Linked DNA regions of Homo sapiens: region 1 is linked to region 2. A link is an interaction called in ENCODE POLR2A ChIA-PET data of the cell type or tissue named here. Cell type or tissue: endothelial cell of umbilical vein. All regions are shown on one strand.

Region 1 (5,000 bases), 140 kb after region 2:
CATACATAAACACATTTCATGCTGCATTTTCTCATCCTTAAAAAAATGTGCATTGCCAGACATGCTGAATCTCAAATTGCTTATAGATATACAATTTTTTCAGTTGGATGAACACCTTTATGCTTAAAAACCCTAGAAGACCCTGGGGGGAGCAATTTCAACATCCATGCAGAGACAATCACAGATGATTTTGCCCCTCACTAACTATCTCTCTGATGTTGTCAATGGGAGGAAGGATGGAGTTCAGCAGTGCCATTTATATTATGCTAGACAAACACTGGATTTATATTTCTATTGTGTGGCATCATTGTCTAACACCTAACATGGTTTTCCTGTGGGAAAGTCGAGATGGGGTGGTGAAGGCTGGGGTGGCAAGCAGAGGGAAATCAGTGGATTCAATGCATTTGAGTGCCTCTTCCGGACAAGGTTCTCCTCGCTTTCTGGATTTAAGAGTTGCTCTTTGCTCTCTAGTGAGAAAAAAGTTGGGGGTGGGGATCCCTATCTTAGCTGTTGCAATCCCTGGGCTGCTTCAGTGTTAATAACATTCCAAAAATGCAACAGATTTTGTTTTTGCTGCTATCGCGTATGCCAGGCATCTGGGGTGAGAGAAGGAAAATGGAAACCTGAAAGCGTGTGAAACTGTGGAATGATCGCGGTAGCTTTTGGTAGCAGGGACTGGGTCTAATTTTCCTGTGTCGATGACAAAGGTTCAGGAATCAAAGGGGAAAAAAATTAAAAAGGAATAAAAATCTCTGCTTACTACACATCAGTGTTCTAAAAAGACATATATCTGGACATAGAGGAAATGGCAAGGCGGATTTGCAATCATTAAGCCTTTTTTACAATGTCCATATTTGTGGTGTGGCCATAAAACAAAGAGAATTTCTTTAACACCAAACAACTTACTTAAACATTCAAAGGAATTGAATCCCTTCAAAGTGGCTACCCAGCCAGTCTGTGCACAATTCTAAGGAGAATGTGGTCGCTCAGAACATTTTGGAAACATCTTTTGGAGTGAACTTCAGAGTCATTTAACGAACCACACAAAATTGTAGGATAGTGACTATAGCAACAGTTTTTTTTCCCTCTAAAACTAGAACGGCCAGCCATTTATTATCCACTTCTATTCTCTTAATTTGACTTTAAAAGACAAGAGATTCTAAAAAAAAAAAAAAAATCATCCTAAAAGATCTCTAAGGAAAAGACATATCATTAGTGATAGTTCCAATCTTGGTAACTACTAGCTTCTTGAGATGTGCAGACATTTTGCATTCATTTTTTCTTATCTTTTTTCTCCTTTTACCATTGAGGAAACTGAGGCTTAGAAAGATGTTAAACAATTAGGTCAAAGCGGCAACAGCTAAAATGTGGCAGAATGTGATTTGCATCCAGATCACCTGCTTCCAAAGCTTATACTCCTTTCCGCTGCACTGAATGAGTACCTCCCAATTTTTGGAGCCAAGGTATTAGCCCCAGAAGCATGCGTATTTTAGCCCTAGAAGCATGGCCCCCAAAAGTGGCCATTTCAAAGTCATGATGCTCCTTTGCTTGCAAAAATTCTTATTTAATTTGTTTAAAATCTATTGTTTCATTGGTCTCATCTCATATTTCACATAGAAAATGTTTACAACTGAAATAATGGAAAGTTATCCATGAGTGAACATGGCAAATGTTAATATTACCATTTGGAACAATGAGTCTCAGGAACTGGAGATGGGAGGGGTGCTTGTGCTGACCCACAAGAATCTCAAGGGCAGTGGCTTGGGGCCTGATTTGAAAACAAAGCAGTGCTTTCTTCTTGTGCTTTTGTGTCCCCTGATATTTAATTTATTTTGAATTTCAGAAAATGAAAGAAGGGCATGAAACGTTTTAAAATTTATTAAAGGGCACAGGTTTTCAAAAGCTTGTAAAATATTATATAAGAAGACATCCATTTCAGTGTTATACATATCTTAGCCTTGGTACAAGAAAACACTGACTGGTAAAAGCTAGAAGTACAGAGGTCAAAGAAAACATATTTTTCAATACCCATTGTTTAATAATTCAATGCAAACCTTCCTATTACGCCTCTAAAAAAAATTTCCATTGTTCTGAGAGGAGAACTGGGGAGACGTTGCAGCCGCCTCTGGGCACTGAAGACACAGCTTGTGCAGTTCTAGGAGCCGAAGACGTTCAAACCTGCTCTCTTGTCCTGACTGCAACCCTGGTGGTGAGAGACAAATACTCTTGCACATCTGCTCGATAGACAGTTGTGGATGGTGGGGGATTCCTTCTGAACAGATTTGTAGCTGCTGTGTAAACAGCTGGGTTTAAGAAATAGCTCCATTTGCACTAGCCTATTGTTTGATTAAAGAATTTGAGTGTGTGGCCTTGCACCTCAAGAAGGCCAAAGGGATTGATTATTGGCTGGGTGAAATGCTACCTTTAAAAAGCACTGTAATCTCTTCTCGGCCTTTTGGCTAAGATCAAGTGTAAAGGGCACTGTATGTTCAGGGACTTCAATCTCACCCTCATTCTGCTTGAGTATTTCTGTCCCACTTGTCCTTCAGATTCTTCTTATTTTTATTATTTGTGGCTAGATGGGGTAAGATTCATAGGCTCCAGGGACCATATCTGTTTTATTTGCCAGTGTATACTCGGCATATAGCATAGTATTTGGCACATGGTAGGTACTCAGTGGATGAGTAAAGCAAATAATCTTGCTGTATCCTGCTTAGGGCTCTGTGCTGGTCATTGTCCAGAGTTTATTCAAGTTCATTGGGTTGAATTCCAAACGAAGCAGGAGAGTCCATTTTTAATGATACGTGGACAGGTTGCCACTGCCAGGCCCTTCTTATTACCATTTGGAAAGCAAACCACTGCTACCCCTTTCTGCTGCTGTCAACGGTATCCTCCCTAGCTTGTTAGAAAGAAATTGGCACTTTGATACACAAGGCTCCATCAATCCCTGCACTGGAAATGCAAAATCTGGATTCTCTCTAAGGCTAAATGTCTGGGGCTTGGACTCCTTGGGGTGGAGCCCTGGACAGTGGCCAGTGTCATCAGTATAGGCTGCAGAGACAGTTCTCCAGTGGGGGTCTTCAGTCCAAGCCAATAGGATGGCCACTTGATGGGTCTGAAAGGAAACCAGCTGCAAAATGGAAATTGACATGTTATAAACAGAGAAGGAGGAGACAAGGAAAGCCAAAGCTGAAGAGAGGCTTAAGCAGGAGAGAGGAGAAGGGAGGCTTGGAGAGAGCCAGGAGTCAGCACAAGACAAGGTCATGGAAGGACAAGGAACCCTTCCGGGCAAATCCCATCCATGCCGCCATTTTAACACAGAACAGGTGCTCCAGTCATATTTTCTGGGCTATAAAATGTCCAATACTACAAAGAGGGTATTTAAAGGAGAAGAATTAAACAAGAACTGATGCCACTGGGAACAGAGCGAGGGCATAGGACAATGGTTCTCATTAGAACCTTAAAATCACCTGGGAACTTTTGGGAACCCATGGATGCCACAGCCTGCCCCTGGAGATCCCGATTTAATTGGTCTGGAGTGGGGCTCAAACATCAGTGGGTTTACAAGCTCCCCAGGCAATTCTAATATGCAGCCAGGGGTGAGAACCACTGGCCTAGGAGATCAAGCAAAGGTGAACATCGAGCAGGGAGAAGATGCTTATCTACTAAGCTCCTTGTCCCACAACTGAGGACACTCACCTGCTGGCCTGGCTCACCCCAAGCACTGGGACCTAGTCCCAGCGTATTCCTAGTTCAGAGACATTTAAGAAAGCTGATTTTAGTGGCTCAGGTGACTGGTCCAATTGGAACAGATGCCTCAATTTTCTCCTTTTGCTAACCAGACTATGTCCTAAATCATTTGGAGCCTAAAAGACTTACATCATAAGCAGGATGATAGAATTGAATACAACACAGTAGTTTAACTTTAGACTAGTTAAACTAGTCTAACCCTAGTTAGACTAGGGTTGTCAGCAGCAAATAAGAATACAGAATGCCCAGTGAAATTTTAATTTCAAATAAACCGTGATAATTTTTAGTATGTCTTATGAAATATTTAGGACATAGTTATACTTACAAGTATTCATTTATCTGAAATTCAAATTTAACAGAGCATCTTGTATTTTAACTGGCAATCCGACTTTAGACTCAAATGCTGTGTTTTAATTTAAGAGCATGGCTAGCTTTTTAGAAAAAATGGAAAGGATTGGGTTACCATATATGAGTTGGATGGCTGTAGATATTGATTATCCAGAGACATCCACATTCACACCTGTTTTGCCAACATAACTAATAGTGCCCCCCTTCACTCTCAAAAGTGTCTAGTAGTTTGAATGATAAATTATATGGTCATCCTGTTACAGTAGGTAGCTAGTCAGACACAAACAGGACAGAAGAGGGTCCCCACACCCCACCGGGAAAGTCAGGCGACCATCGGGTGATGGTCAGGCCATTGTTAACTGTCTCTCTAAAATAATAATTGGTTGCAGCCAGCTCCAGGGAAAGGCAGTCTCCCTATAGATAGAAGAAACCTGAAACTGGTGATCATCAGCTTCCTGATAAGATCCCAGGAGTTGGGCGTGCGGACTCACACATGAGCACCAAGAGGCAAAATGGCGGAGTTTAACTGGTATTTGATCTTCTGGGGGCATGTCACCAGTAAAGGGAAGAATGTTTCAAGTGAGCATAAGTACAACTCCAGTAAACACACTGCGCATGCTCACCTCCCAAGTGCTAGCAGGTCACTACACATATGGACAAACCACCCTCAACGAAAGAATCAGGGGAGAAGACCCCAGAAGTATGCCAACATATAAAACCCTAAGTCAAACCACACTTGTCCTTCAAGTCGCCCACTTGGACCTCTTCTAAGTGTCCTTTCCTTCCAATCCTGCTCTAAAGCTTTTTAATAAACTTTCACTCCTGCTCTAAAACTTGCCTGGGTCTCTCCCTCTGCCTTATGCCCCGATTGAGGTTGCTGCCGACCCGTACGAATTCTCCAC
Region 2 (5,000 bases):
CCAAAGTGTACTAAGACTTTAAGCTTTAAAGAATAAAGAATTTTATCCTAAAATATATATATACATTTATATTTATAAGAGTGTATATATGCATGCATTTCTGTTCCATGAAACAGAAAGCCTGAAACAGTGAATAACCCAGTAGCAATGATACTTCCAAAGCAGTGTCCAGTATGTGGTGTCTAAAAGGAAGTAAGATTCCATGATTATTACTTAAAAAAAAAAAAAAAAAAAAAAAAACAACCAACAGTCCCTGGAAAAATGGCTGATTGGAGGTCCCAGGCTGGAAATATATATGTCAAGTCTGGAAATTTTTGTAATATCAAATAGAAAAGAAGTTATAATAGGATACTAAGAGTCTATCAAAAGGAATGAGAAAACCAACTGAATAGGCTCCCACTGGCCAAAGATGAGAATTTAATCATTAATAGGGATAAAACTGCACTGTACCAAAATATACCAAATATATTGAAATATACAAATTGAATAAGACACTTAAAATGTTTCACTGGTCATCTTTGGAAAAATGTTACAGAATCAACATTATTTTGAAAAAGGTAAACAAAGGGAAATAATTAAGCATTTATGCTATCTTTCCTATACAATCTGTATGTAAGAATAACCAAATAATTGACAAAGGGAAGTTTCCCTTTATAGAAGAATTCTGGCTAATAAACACAGGAGCATTAGGATATCACCATTTTGTAAACCTTAATGAATTAAAAGATCTAGGGTTAGGCAATGATCACCAGTAGTAACAAAACAGATAATCTGATAATATATATATATATATATATATATATATATATCCAGCACCTATAGTGTTCTTGAGAAAAATACATACACACATTATATATAGTCAGAATAGAAACAAGCTTCTAGATTTAACTACAAATTTACTGTAAATAAAGAGAACAGAAACTATGCTAAGATGCACCACAGGAGTACAATCAGCAAAATCCAGACTCTGGGAGACAAAAACAAAAAACCTGAATAAGCCAGTTTCTTCCATCAAAAAATAACAACAACAATAATAAAATTGTAAAAAGACAAACCAAAAATTCAAGAAAAAAAAGAGATGCAGCAGAAACCTATAAATTAGCTCTAACAAACAGAATTTTCTGTAATAAGAGAAATAATCTGTACTGTCCAGTATGGTAGCCCCTAACCTCATATCGCTACTGAGTACTCGATATATGGGTAGGGCAACTAAGGACCAGATTAATTCATTTCAGTTTTAATCAATGTAAATAGCTACATATGGCTAGTGCCTTCTGTACCAAATGGTGTCATTACAAACCAATGAAAAATTAAGAGACCTACTAATCAATCACAATATATTGTATGATGAATCTTATTTGGGTCCCTATTCAAGCTAATAAATCTTAAAATACACATAAAACAATTAGGGGCCATGTAAAAAATCTGGGGGCATGAGGGTAGTCCTGCCCTTGTTCACCACTGCTGCCAGTAGCTGCGCCTGTCATCAGGATGACTGAGGACTGATCTGCCCTGCCTACCATTGGTGCATTATGTGCATAATCAGGGGCCTGAGAAGAGGTCTGCCCTGCTAACCATGGCCAACACCTGCGCACATCATCTGGGAGCCTAGGAACTGGGAAATACCCACCCAACTGATGCTGGCACCCGCATGCGTTATCCAGAGGCCTGCAGATAGGTCTGCTCTGCCCACTGCTGACATACATATATGATGTCTAGGAACTGAAGACAAGCCCACTCCACCCATCACCACCACTGCTTGAGTCTGAGCGTGCCAACTAGTGACCTGGGAATCAACCCACCCTGATCACTACTGCTGGCATCCACACATGCCATCCAGTGGCTTGGGGACATGTCCACCTTGCCCACCTTGCCCACTGCCACCACCACTGGTGCCCAAGGACTAGCTGGTCTAGTGTTTTCATCCCTAGCAAAGCCTCAAACAGCCTTCACTAAAAAACACAGTCTAAGCCAATGAGAAACTCATAGATACCACTGACACTAATTAAAGCTACATAAATAATTCAGAAACTACACTACTGCCCTACCCAGAATCAAAACCAAAGCAACCTACCCAATCAACACTACAGTTATGCCTACAGGAAAAAGTCTTTCTCTAAGAAAGTCAATCCATAAAATTGGAAGAAGTGACTGTTAAATCAGAGGTGCAGATATCAGCATAAGGATGCAAGAAACATGAAAAAGCAAGAAAATATGATATCTCCAAAGAAACACAAGTTCTCCAGTAAAAAGAAAAAAAATCCCAAAAAAGAGAAATTTATGAAATGCCTGAAAAACAATTCAAAATAATATTAAAGAAACTCAATGAGAACACAGATAAACAATATAAAGAAATCAGGAAAATAATTCATGATCGGAATGAGAAAGTCAACAAAAAGATACCATTTTTAAAAATCAAAAAAATCCTAGAACTGAAGTAGTCAATGAATGAAATAAAAGATACAATCGAGAGCTTCAACAACAGACTAGATCAAGCAGAAGAAAGAATTTCTGAACTTGAAGACAAGTCTTTTTAAATAACCCAGTCAGTACAAAAAAAAATAAAGAAAGAAAGAATTGAACTCAGCTCTGCACCAAGCAGACCTAATAGACATCTACAGAACTCTCCACCCCAAATCAACAGAATATACATTTTTTTCAGCACCACACCACACCTATTCCAAAATTGACCACATAGTTGGAAGTAAAGCTCTCCTCAGCAAATGTAAAAGAACAGAAATTATAACAAACTATCTCTCAGACCACAGTGCAATCAAACTAGAACTCAGGATTAAGAATCTCACTCAAAGCCGCTCAACTACATGGAAACTGAACAACCTGCTCCTGAATGACTACTGGGTACATAACGAAATGAAGGCAGAAATAAAGATGTTCTTTGAAACCAACGAGAACAAAGACACCACATACCAGAATCTCTGGGACGCATTCAAAGCAGCGTGTAGAGGGAAATTTATAGCACTAAATGCCTACAAGAGAAAGCAGGAAAGATCCAAAATTGACACCCTAACATCACAATTAAAAGAACTAGAAAAGCAAGAGCAAACACATTCAAAAGCTAGCAGAAGGCAAGAAATAACTAAAATCAGAGCAGAACTGAAGGAAATAGAGACACAAAAAACCCTTCAAAAAATCAATGAATCCAGGAGCTGGTTTTTTGAAAGGATCAACAAAATTGATAGACCGCTAGCAAGACTAATAAAGAAAAAAAGAGAGAAGAATCAAATACGAGGAGGAACTAGTACCATTCCTTCTGAAACTATTCCAATCGATAGAAAAAGAGGGAATCCTCCCTAACTCATTTTATGAGGCCAGCATCATTCTGATACCAAAGCCGGGCAGAGACACAACCAAAAAAGAGAATTTTAGACCAATATCCTTGATGAACATTGATGCAAAAATCCTCAATAAAATACTGGCAAAACAAATCCAGCAGCACATCAAAAAGCTTATCCACCATGATCAAGTGGGCTTCATCCCTGGGATGCAAGGCTGGTTCAATATACACAAATCAATAAATGTAATCCAGCATATAAACAGAGCCAAAGACAAAAACCACGTGATTATCTCAATAGATGCAGAAAAAGCCTTTGACAAAATTCAACAACCCTTCATGCTAAAAACTCTCAATAAATTAGGTATTGATGGGACGTATTTCAAAATAATAAGAGCTATCTATGACAAACCCACAGCCAATATCATTCTGAATGGGCAAAAACTGGAAGCATTCCCTTTGAAAACTGGCACAAGACAGGGATGCCCTCTCTCACCGCTCCTATTCAACATAGTGTTGGAAGTTCTGGCCAGGGCAATCAGGCAGGAGAAGGAAATAAAGGGTATTCAATTAGGAAAAGAGGAAGTCAAATTGTCCCTGTTTGCAGACGACATGATTGTTTATCTAGAAAACCCCATCGTCTCAGCCCAAAATCTCCTTAAGCTGATAAGCAACTTCAGCAAAGTCTCAGGATACAAAATCAATGTACAAAAATCACAAGCATTCTTATACACCAACAACAGACAAACAGAGAGCCAAATCATGAGTGAACTCCCATTCACAACTGCTTCAAAGAGAATAAAATACCTAGGAATCCAACTTACAAGGGATGTGAAGGACCTCTTCAAGGAGAACTACAAACCACTGCTCAAGGAAATAAAAGAGGACACAAACAAATGGAAGAACATTCCATGCTCATGGGTAGGAAGAATCAATATCGTGAAAATGGCCATACTGCCCAAGGTAATTTACAGATTCAATGCCATCCCCATCAAGCTACCAATGACTTTCTTCACAGAATTGGAAAAAACTACTTTAAAGTTCATATGGAACCAAAAAAGAGCCCGCATCGCCAAGTCAATCCTAAGCCAAAAGAACAAAGCTGGAGGCATCACACTACCTGACTTCAAACTATACTACAAGGCTACAGTAACCAAAACAGCATGGTACTGGTACCAAAACAGAGATATAGATCAATGGAACAGAACAGAGCCCTCAGAAATAATGCCACATATCTACAACTATCTGATCTTTGACAAACCTGAGAAAAACAAGCAATGGGGAAAGGATTCCCTATTTAATAAATGGTGCTGGGAAAACTGGCTAGCCATATGTAGAAAGCTGAAACTGGATCCCTTCCTTACACCTTATACAAAAATCAATTCAAGATGGATTAAAGATTTAAACGTTAGACCTAAAACCATAAAAACCCTAGAAGAAAACCTAGGCATTACCATTCAGGACATAGGCGTGGGCAAGGACTTCATGTCCAAAACACCAAAAGCAATGGCAACAAAAGCCAAAATTGACAAATGGGATCTAATTAAACTCAAGAGCTTCTGCACAGCAAAAGAAACTACCATCAGAGTGAACAGGCAACCTACAACATGGGAGAAAATTTTCGCAACCTACTCATCTGACAAAGGGCTAATATCCAGAATCTACAATGAACTCAAACAAATTTACAAGAAAAAAACAAACAACCCCA

Evidence for each region. ChIA-PET counts read pairs that join two places held together with the same protein. Peaks named below come from ENCODE experiments on the same cell type or tissue, not always from the same donor. Only the 100,000 strongest peaks of a DNase experiment are listed, where the experiment ranks them.
Region 1: POLR2A ChIA-PET joins it to region 2 with 6 read pairs; 2 of 35 experiments call an interaction of 5 or more read pairs at or near these places.

What each region holds. Positions count from the first base shown.
Region 1 is chr1:180,563,381-180,568,380 of GRCh38, reverse strand. OVAAL (ovarian adenocarcinoma amplified long non-coding RNA) reads right to left here. Exons shown (of 3, transcript NR_125716.2): 3 at 1,863-3,130. It also overlaps the pseudogene LOC124904658. Among named protein-coding and RNA genes, the nearest start is that of OVAAL, 6.9 kb to the right of the region's middle. In endothelial cell of umbilical vein, no CTCF peak of the experiment used is centred here; DNase peaks (open chromatin) are centred at 1,750 and 2,090; H3K27ac peaks cover 246 bases.
Region 2 is chr1:180,700,055-180,705,054 of GRCh38, reverse strand. The region is part of intron 2 of XPR1 (xenotropic and polytropic retrovirus receptor 1); the gene reads right to left. Among named protein-coding and RNA genes, the nearest start is that of XPR1, 71 kb to the right of the region's middle. In endothelial cell of umbilical vein, no CTCF peak of the experiment used is centred here; no DNase peak of the experiment used is centred here.